2 separate regions of the Homo sapiens genome follow, and region 1 is linked to region 2. The links are chromatin loops, found by intact Hi-C in ENCODE. Cell type or tissue: IMR-90. All regions are shown on one strand. Links, peaks and the distances in the headings refer to the core of each region. The heading gives the core; the rest is flanking DNA. Region 1 overlaps CAMTA1 (calmodulin binding transcription activator 1). Region 2 overlaps ERRFI1 (ERBB receptor feedback inhibitor 1).

The links. Hi-C counts contacts between places; a loop is a spot of excess contacts. Peaks named below come from ENCODE experiments on the same cell type or tissue, not always from the same donor. Only the 100,000 strongest peaks of a DNase experiment are listed, where the experiment ranks them.
Region 1: a loop joins it to region 2, with 16 times the contacts of the local background. A loop is called at or near these places in 2 of 110 quality-filtered maps.

What each region holds. Positions count from the first base shown.
Region 1 is chr1:7,665,485-7,669,868 of GRCh38, reverse strand. All of the region lies in intron 9 of CAMTA1 (calmodulin binding transcription activator 1), which reads right to left. Among named protein-coding and RNA genes, the nearest start is that of VAMP3, 100 kb to the left of the region's middle. RefSeq lists enhancers at 1-690, 1,859-2,048. In IMR-90, for the core only: a CTCF peak has its summit at 2,141 (motif pointing left); DNase peaks (open chromatin) are centred at 1,198 and 2,118.
Region 2 is chr1:8,018,448-8,022,831 of GRCh38, reverse strand. All of the region lies in intron 1 of ERRFI1 (ERBB receptor feedback inhibitor 1), which reads left to right. Among named protein-coding and RNA genes, the nearest start is that of ERRFI1, 5.7 kb to the left of the region's middle. In IMR-90, for the core only: no CTCF peak of the experiment used is centred there; a DNase peak (open chromatin) is centred at 2,541; H3K4me3 peaks cover 737 bases.

The DNA of each region.
Region 1 (4,384 bases), core at 236-4,235, 350 kb after region 2:
GTCCCCTACTTACGGCTTAGCCGAGGAGAGGGGCTGGTCACTGAGTAGAGGGAGGCTCTCCCTGGGGATGAGGAAGGTAGGGGTGCCGGCCTCCCGGACTCTCCTGGCTAACCTTGGGTGGACCCACCCCAGAGGCGCCATCCACCCCACCCCCAAACCAGTAAACACCTTTCCCTGCAGTGGGGCGGAGAGCTGCTAGGTCAGGGCGGAGAGCACCACCTAGTGTCCAGGCTGGAGAAGGCCGCCAGGCAGGCTGGAGCCTGGGAGGTGGGGGTGAGGAGCTGCTGTGAGCCCACCTTCCCCACTGCTCCAGGCCAGAGAAGTGATTCCCTACCCCCCAACTCCGTGCCAACCAGATGCTCCCTACTGGTCAGTCACTCATTCTTGCTTGGCCTCTCCTGGGCCCTGGCCCACCCCTGCCCTGGAGGAAGCCCCGGCCTCTACAAGGAGCCTGCCCTAGGCGCCCCACAATGTTCCTGGAACCCAGGCCTGGCCCAGGGCATCTGCAGCAGGAGTGAGTGTTTCCAGGGATGAGGTGGAAGTAGCTCCTCCCATTGCCCAGCCAGGAAAAGAGACTTCTTCCACGGAAGGGGCTCTCCCAGGCTGGAAAGCATATTCCACCCCTGCTCTTGCATGAGCCTGGCTCTGGCCTGGGAGGTCACTTTACTGCTACGGCAGCAGAGAGAGCTCAGGACCGAGAAACAAAAGCAGGAGGCCTGCTCCTGCGCCTCAGTAGCTGTGTGTCCTCAGGCAAGTGGCCCAGCCTCTCTGGGTGGCATCTCCTTGCTAGGGGCCCTTCTGACCACAGCATCCCTTGTTCTGATGCCCAGGGATATTTGCAGCTCCGTGGAAGTGGCGGGGCATTGGGGGGAGTGGGTGCCTGGCTGAGAAGAGTGCCGGCGGACAGGTGGAGCCTGACTTTGGGATGTCTGGAAGCACCAGAAGGCCAGCTCAGGGCACCATCCCCCAGGATCCTGGGAAGTGGAAGAGCAGTGACTTCAAAAGGCCACAGACAGTTACCATGTGAGAAAAAGGGAAAAAATAATAACCGCAATCAACAGCTGCTAGCATGAGGCTGGGGCTGCTGCCGGGAACAAAGAACTGCAGAAATTACTGGAGAACATCAGGACCTTCTCCATGGAAACCGCCGCAGGACAGCTCAGCATCCATCCATTCAAGGGATGGTTCCCATGGCAACAGCCCGCCTGGCTGCGCTGAACTGGTGGTGACGCGCGTGCCTGAGGCTGTAATTGCAGGCTCTTCTGCTGCTGCAGCAGGAGTGTCAGTGGTGGGAGATGACGCAGGAGGGTTTTGGGGGTGGGGAGGGGGCACGAAATGCCATCTGAGGTCTCTGAGTCCTGAGATAAAGGGCCCATGTCTGATGCAGCCAGGGCAGATGCTGGGGCATAGGGGGACGCCTCTGGGGTGTGTGGTGGGTGTGTGTGTGTGTGTGTGTGTGTGTGTGTGTGTGTGTGTGTGTTGGTGACCAGCTGCAGCTGGAGGTGAAGGGGTGGACAGAGATAGGAGAAATGGGAGCAGCCTGTGGGAGGGAGGGCCACTCAGAGAAGAGACAGCAGGATGGCCCCGGCCATCGCATTCCTGCTAGGTAGATGCATTGAGGTTTAGAGCTGGGTGGGGGTGCTGAGTAACCGTTTAGCCAAACCCCATTTTGCAGACTGGGAAGTAGGGCCCAGGCCGACGAGCCTGCCTGTAGAGCCCTCCCTGAGCTTGGCAGAACCTGGCCAGATTGGACTCCTGATGCAGTCAGTGCACAGACAGGCTGGCAGGGAGGGGACAGGACGAGGGCCAGACAAAGGGAGAGAAGTGTCAAGAGAGAAGGTGCTCTCTCCTGTAGAACCCAGGATGGGGGCACCCCTGCTGTGGTGTGGAGACAGTGGCCTGGGTAGGAGAGGACAGCAAGGAGGAAGGGGCCCTTCACAACCTCTGAGGCCTCACTGTGTGGCCAGGTGGGGCCCCAAAGGGCCTAGCTGGGTGGCTTATGCGCATTTTCCAAATCAAGCTGAATTTCAGCAGCTTTTGGTTGTGGGTAACTGGAAGCATTGAGGGCTTCTGGAAAAGCAAGGCTGGCCGCTCCCTCTGCTGGGCTGCCAGGCTGCCAGGCTGCCATTGCGTTCCTGTTCCTGGGCCGCCCTCGTGTGGCGAGCTGCTGAACTGCAGGCCCAGAAAGGACAGAAGGAGTCAGGCCTGCTAATGTCCCACTCGCCAGGACACCCAGGAGGCTGGGGTGTGGGTCTGCACCCAGCCCAGGGCCTGTCTGACAGGCCAGGACCTCGGGAAAAGAGGGGACCCTCCTCCCACCTCCTGGCTTCTGCAAGACATTAAGGGCTCCAGGGCGCCTCTAAGTGTCCCGAGGACCAAATCTCCCAGGTCCTAGGACTGGGAGTGCCTCGAGGCCACCCCCTCTCAGCCATTTACACGTAAGGAAACTGAGCCCCAGAGAGTCAGGTCTCAAGGAGCCAGGACCAGAAGACAGCTCTGACCGTCCCCCCGCACCCTGATCCTGGCCTCCTCCCTGTCCCTTTGCATCGCTTTCTTAAGCCCAGGGTCAGGGGGCACGGGGAAGATGCCCAACTGGCCTTCATGGGGTGGGGTGGGGGGTGTGGTGGGCACTCCGAAGGTGCCATTGAGCTCAGAGTCACTGATAAGATTAGGAGGTCAGGGCCGGGTGTGGTGGCTCATGCCCGAAATCCCAGCACTTTGGGAGGCTGAGGTGGGCGGATCACTGGAGGCCAGGAGGTCAAGACCAGCCTGGGAAACATGGTGAAACCCCGTCTCTACTAAAAATACAAAAATTAGCTGGATGCAGCAGGGTGTGTCTGTAACCCCAGCTACTCGGCAGGCTGAGGCAGGAGAATCGCTTGAACCTGGGAGGCGGAGGTTTCAGTGAGCCGAGATGGCGCCATTGCACTCCAGCCTGGGCAAAAAGAGTGAAATTCCTTCTCAAAAACAAAACAAAACAAAACAAAACAAAACAACAACAGCAGGGGGGTCAGAAACACGGTCACACCAACCTATACCAAGAGGAAGCCCAGTCTGATCCTTCCGGGCTCTTCCTATCGGGGATGGGAGAGCTGGGGGTGTCTGTACACAGATTTTCTTAGCTTTGCCAGCGGGGAAGAAGGGTGAGGAAGTATGAGCCCCCTTCTTTGGTGTTCTCCAGCCGAGTGGGCCGTGGGCAGCCACCTCCCAGGCAGTGTCCAATCAGGGCCCGTGGTGCATGTGCTGGTCCCTGAGCACCCAGATGGGCTGGGTAGAGGTCAGGATGCACGTGCTTGTCTGCACTAGGTTATTTAGGGAAAGCCTGGGCCACTCTGTCCCCTTCCTGTGCTATTCTGCTCTACAGAAAAAGCAGAGATTCCTCTACTGCTTGTGTCCCTCAGGCAAGATGCTTTGGTCTTTGGAGTAGTGGTTCTCAAAGTCAGATCCCCGGGAGCTGAGGCGGCCTGGGGGCTGGGGGAGGGTGCACGTTGGAATCCTGCGTCCTATGACCTGTGTGGAATTTTGCAGAAGGCCAGGTTTACTTAAGAAGGATCTTCAGGATGACTCTTCAGAAGCTGTGCCCTGTTCAGTTTTGAGAGAGATTTTTGGTTTTTGGTTTTGTTTGGCTTAGAGAAGTAGGGTGAAGGCAGTGGATGTAGACGATCTATGATGGTGACTTTTTCTTTCTTTTTTTTTTTTTTAAGACAGTTTCATTCTTGTCGCCCAGGCTGGAGTGCAGTGGCGTGATCTCGACTCACTGCAACCTCCACCTCCCGGGTTCAAGCGATTCTCCTGCCTCAGCCTCCCGAGTAGCTGGGATTACAGGCACGTGCCACTACGCCCAGTTAATTTTTTGTATTTTTAGTAGAGACGGGGTTTCACCATGTTGGCCAGGCTAGTCTCGAACTCCTGACCTCAGGTGATCCACCCACCTTGGCCTCCCAAAGTGCTGGGATTATGGGCATGAGCCACTGAGCCCGGCCAATGGTGACTTTTGAATTTTTTTAAGCAACCCTGGGACCCCTTTTCAAAAAAAAAGCAAAGCAAAACATAGATGGACTCAACACATAAATTGAGAAACGGCAGACGACTCTGGCTGGAGCTGGGGGAGCATTTTGCTTCCAAGGATACCCTGACTTTCTCTCTTTTTTTTTGAGACAGGGTTTCACTCTGTCATCCGGACTGGAGTGCAGTGGTACAACCACAGCTCACTGCAGCCTCAACCTCTTGGGCTCAAGTGCTCCTCCGGACTCAGCCTCCAGAATAGCTGGGACCATAGGCAGGCCCCACCACACCTGGCTTATTTTTTTAATATTTTGTTGAAACCAGTTCTCACTACGTTGCCCAGGTTGGTTTGGAACTCCTTGGCTCAGATGATCCTCCT
Region 2 (4,384 bases), core at 220-4,219:
CTTGATAAATATTTGTGAAAAGAATTAATCCTTGCCCTCTAAGAATTTTTGAGCTGAATGAGCACTATGAGTTGAGTTTCTGTTCCTGCCTCTGCTATTGACTAGCACTTAGGTCTTGAGCATTTAACTTAACAGCCTTTTGCTTCAGTTTCTCCATTTATAAACAAGAATGTTACAAGGAGAAATGAGGTTGTTGCCTAAAATGAAGATACTATAGAGTGGAGAGGTAGTGAAAGTGTGGGGAAAATGCTGGATTATAGTACAGAAGAGCCATGATCGCCCTTTTGCTTATAGCAAGATATTTAACCTCACTTTGTTTCCTCATCTGCAAAATGGAGATTCTAATCCCTGCCTCTTCTTACAGGGATGTTGTGGGGATCAAGTGAGATAATGTGTAAGAAGGTGCTTTGTAACTTGTTGAGTGCTTTACAAATATAAGGTATGCTATTGTTAAATTCCGGATTTTACAATACAGTGTGATTATAATGCCATCATTGGGATCCATGCTGTGAAAGCATGTTAAAAGGAGGCCCGTTGGGTATATGTAGTAACCGCTTATTACGAGTAAAAACAGACTTGTGTTATATGAAATAACCATGTTGTAAAGAGTTCTGTTGTGGTGGGGCATCCGTGGATCGTTAAAGACTGAGGGCTTCAAAATAGTTGTTTGAAGTGGTAATAGAATGTCAAATTGATGCCTTAACCCACCCATTTTAGAGGATACATAGGCCAGATCTACAATTAATAACTTTTAATAGGAGAATTTGAGGGAGTTGAAGTGAAACAGGAACTTTCATAGGCTACAGGTTACCCAAGAAAAACTATTACCAGTAAATCCATAAAAAAGGATCTGTGCTACCCTTACAAGTTGAGCAGTATAGTCAGTCGGATCCTACTTCGCCAGTTTAAAAAGCCGTAGGGACAGGAAGAGGCAGTGTGGTGTGTTGGTGAAGGGCCTGGACACTGAGGCCGGGCTGTCTAGTTGAAGTCCTGGCCCCATTGCTCACCAGTTTTGACCTTGAGCAAGTTCTTTAACTCTGTGCCTCAAGTAAGTGAGAGTAATAATAGTAGCCCACCTTATGGCATTGTAGAGAGGATTAAATGAGTTCATACACATAAAGCACTTAGAACCATGCTTGCCTGGCAGTTGTATGTCCAGTGAATGTTAGTTATCATTAATGGTTTTATATTAATTGTAACAATCTAGAGTTACCCATCGGGTAACTTAAATGCTTGTTAAATAAATTTGAAGTTTTAAAGACTTGCGTCCCATCATTAGACCATTGTGCTCGTTGTCTTTAGATTAGAATTCACTTTTATAGTAAGAAATAATCTATTGTTATATGTCAAAAAGAAATAATATTTTTCTCCCCTCTGTGTGTATATATAGTTACTGATTGTGCTACTCTGTAGGAGAAATACAAAGGACAAAAGAATGTATTCCTGCTATCCTACTTTTCTGCTGTCACACTAAAATTGTGTGGGAGGCTTAAGTGAGTTGAAAGACTGGATTATGGTAGTTGAGGGAATGGGTTTTTTGTTAGTTTACCATTTTTTAAAATACTTAGCTAGAAAGCATTCTGAATTATTGAATAAATTACGTCATTTATTTTTTATTTGACAGTTTGAAGATAAATTATTTTCTCTGTTGCCTCTATTTCACCACCTACAAATGGTCCATTATGTTCTGGACATGTTTAAGAGCCTCTGAGGAATGGAGCTGCAAACACAGACACAAATGTTCATCTTTGCCACACTGAACTATATTTTAATGTTTACTGAAGCCATCAAGCTTTTCTTGAATTCATGCAGGAGTATTTTAATTACATTAAAACATGGCATTATTTTAAAAGTAATCTATGTTTTTAATTTAAAGGCTACTTATGCTTACCATGGTAGAGAGTACAACTAAGGAAGTTTTCTTAACTTGCCTCCCTCTTTCTTTTCCTACCCCTACCTAAATCATAGGCTATTAAAATGAAATCTGGGCCGGGCGTGGTATCTCACGCCTGTAATCTCAGCACTTTGGGAGGCCGAGGCAGGAGGATCACCTGAGGTCAGGAGTTTGAGACCAGCCTGACCAATGTGGAGAAACCCCATCTCTACTAAAAATACAAAAATTAGCCTGGCGAGTTGGTGCATGCCTGTAATCCCAGCTACTCGGGAGGCTGAGGCAGGACAATCGCTTGAACCTGGGAGGTGGAGATTGTGCTGTGCACCATTGCACTCCAGCCTGGGTGACAAGAGTAAGACTCCGTCTCAAAAAAAAAAAAAAAAAATTGGTGTTTTTTTGTTTGTTTGTTTGTTTTAATTTCCTCACAGGTGATTATTTTAGACATTTTAAAAAATAAACATGCAGAGATTGGTATATTTGGGGAGGATCTAAAATCATGGAGTTTGTCATATTCCTAAATCAGTTTCCTTTTATAAATTTTGCCTTTAAATGTAGTTACCTTATTATCTTCCTTGGTTATGGAAGTACTTAATGTAGGTGATTCTTAAATGGAACTGAAAAGACCATTTATCACCCTGAATAAACAGAAATCAGGTTCTAGAACCAGATTGAAAGGAGGAAATTACATCACACTCTTAAATAAGGAAGCACTGGGCAGAACTGGATGAGTTGTATGACAAAAATGTGCCCCTCCTCCTCCCATGGATGGCTTCTGAGATTTATTAATGAGATCTGGTGGCCAGGTAAGCATATCTAGGTTACTGCCTTAAGGTAGCCTGCATTTTTCTTTTTTTTTTTTTTTTAAGCAGTTTCAAAGAGACTGTCCTCAAGCTAAAGGCATATGATTTCACCTTAATGAAGAAGGTGCAGTGTGCTTTTGGTGTAACTTTTTTAGAAAAATGAAAGTCACCTTAAATTCAGCAGCAAAAACACAGTCTAGAAGGAATAGTGTTTTAAGAGAAGGCAAAACACTGTTTTAAGAAAGTACCCCCCCAATTGCTTCAAGTAAATATACTGTAACAGAAACCAGTTTAGAAAGCTACACTGTTAACCACTGAAGCTTATAATTTTTACTCAGTCTACAAACTGTCTTCTTTGAATTCTGGAAATGAATTTCATAAAAATTCCTTCCTGTTACATATCCTAAGGTTGTTACATTATTATTGGGCAGTCGCCTCACTCCAGCACGCATTAACTTTATCCTTTATAAATCTGCTTCTCCCCTGAGCTCTTCACTGACTCACAGTGTATGTGAATCTTTCATGTCATTACTTTTTAAAAATGAGATGGATATTTTCTCAGTATCCATTTAATAAATAATAGACATGAATGATGCCAAGATCTACAGGGGGAAAGCATAAATCAGACATCAGTTCTGTCCTAGATGATTTGAAGAGTGGAAGGGGAATTGGGGCCCAGCACAAAATAACACAAGAACAGAGCACCGCTGCTCCAGTGTTTCATGAAAGGGAGCGGCTTCATGGAGAAGGCAGGGTAGAGCTGACCTTAAAGGATGAATCGAATTGTAACAGAGATTTGGGGAAAATAGAAGCGCGCTTGAAAATATAGATTAGGTTTATATTGTGGAGGCCCTAAATTGCCAGGCTGAGGAGGTTTTATTTAGGAGCCTTTGAAGGTTTTTTGAGCAGCAGCAAATCTTAGCTTGAGCTGTTGTTAAGGAATATTGACTTGGTACTAGTGTTGTAGAATAGGTTGCATATTGCCAGACCCCAGGAAGAATGATGCCTGTCAATGGAAGGGTAAGATTTGAGAAACCATGTAAAAGTAGTCTGTGGAACTTGGCAATTGAATGTACATGGCCTCAGGTTAAAAATGGTGCCTTGAGAAGTGTGATCCTCTTAGACCCTGAACTGGTTTGGGGAGTGGGGAATGGAGTATGAAGTGAAAGGAGGAGTTTGGTTTGTAGAGTTTGAGATGCCAGAGGGCCATCCAAGTGGAAAGATAATCACCAGACAATAGGAAATGCAAAGTTGAAGCTTGAGCCAGGCTGGAGTCATTGATTCAGGAGCTGTCTATGAGTTGAAGCTATACAAGTGGATTAATAAAAGGATAACCTCAAGAAGCAAATGATTTTAGGGCTTCTTTTTTCGTTGAATTTAGAAAAGAATCAAGTTAACAGGAAAAGGTGGTTCACATCTGAAATTTGGTATTTAACTGCATTTTAGACCCACTAAAAAAGCTAAAAATAGTTGATGAAGTTTGGAGAAGTTATGCTGAAGGTTATTTGGGTCCCCGTCTAAACCATGCTGTCTGGATTCACATTCGCTTTCCTATTCTTGGATTCCATAACATAATCCCATCTTGTACTTTTTAGATACTGATTTCCCCACATAGGTACATTTTTGCAATTGTTTTCCTCTAATGAGTTGTAAGACAGATAAAATGTGAAAAATTGGCATTAAACATCAC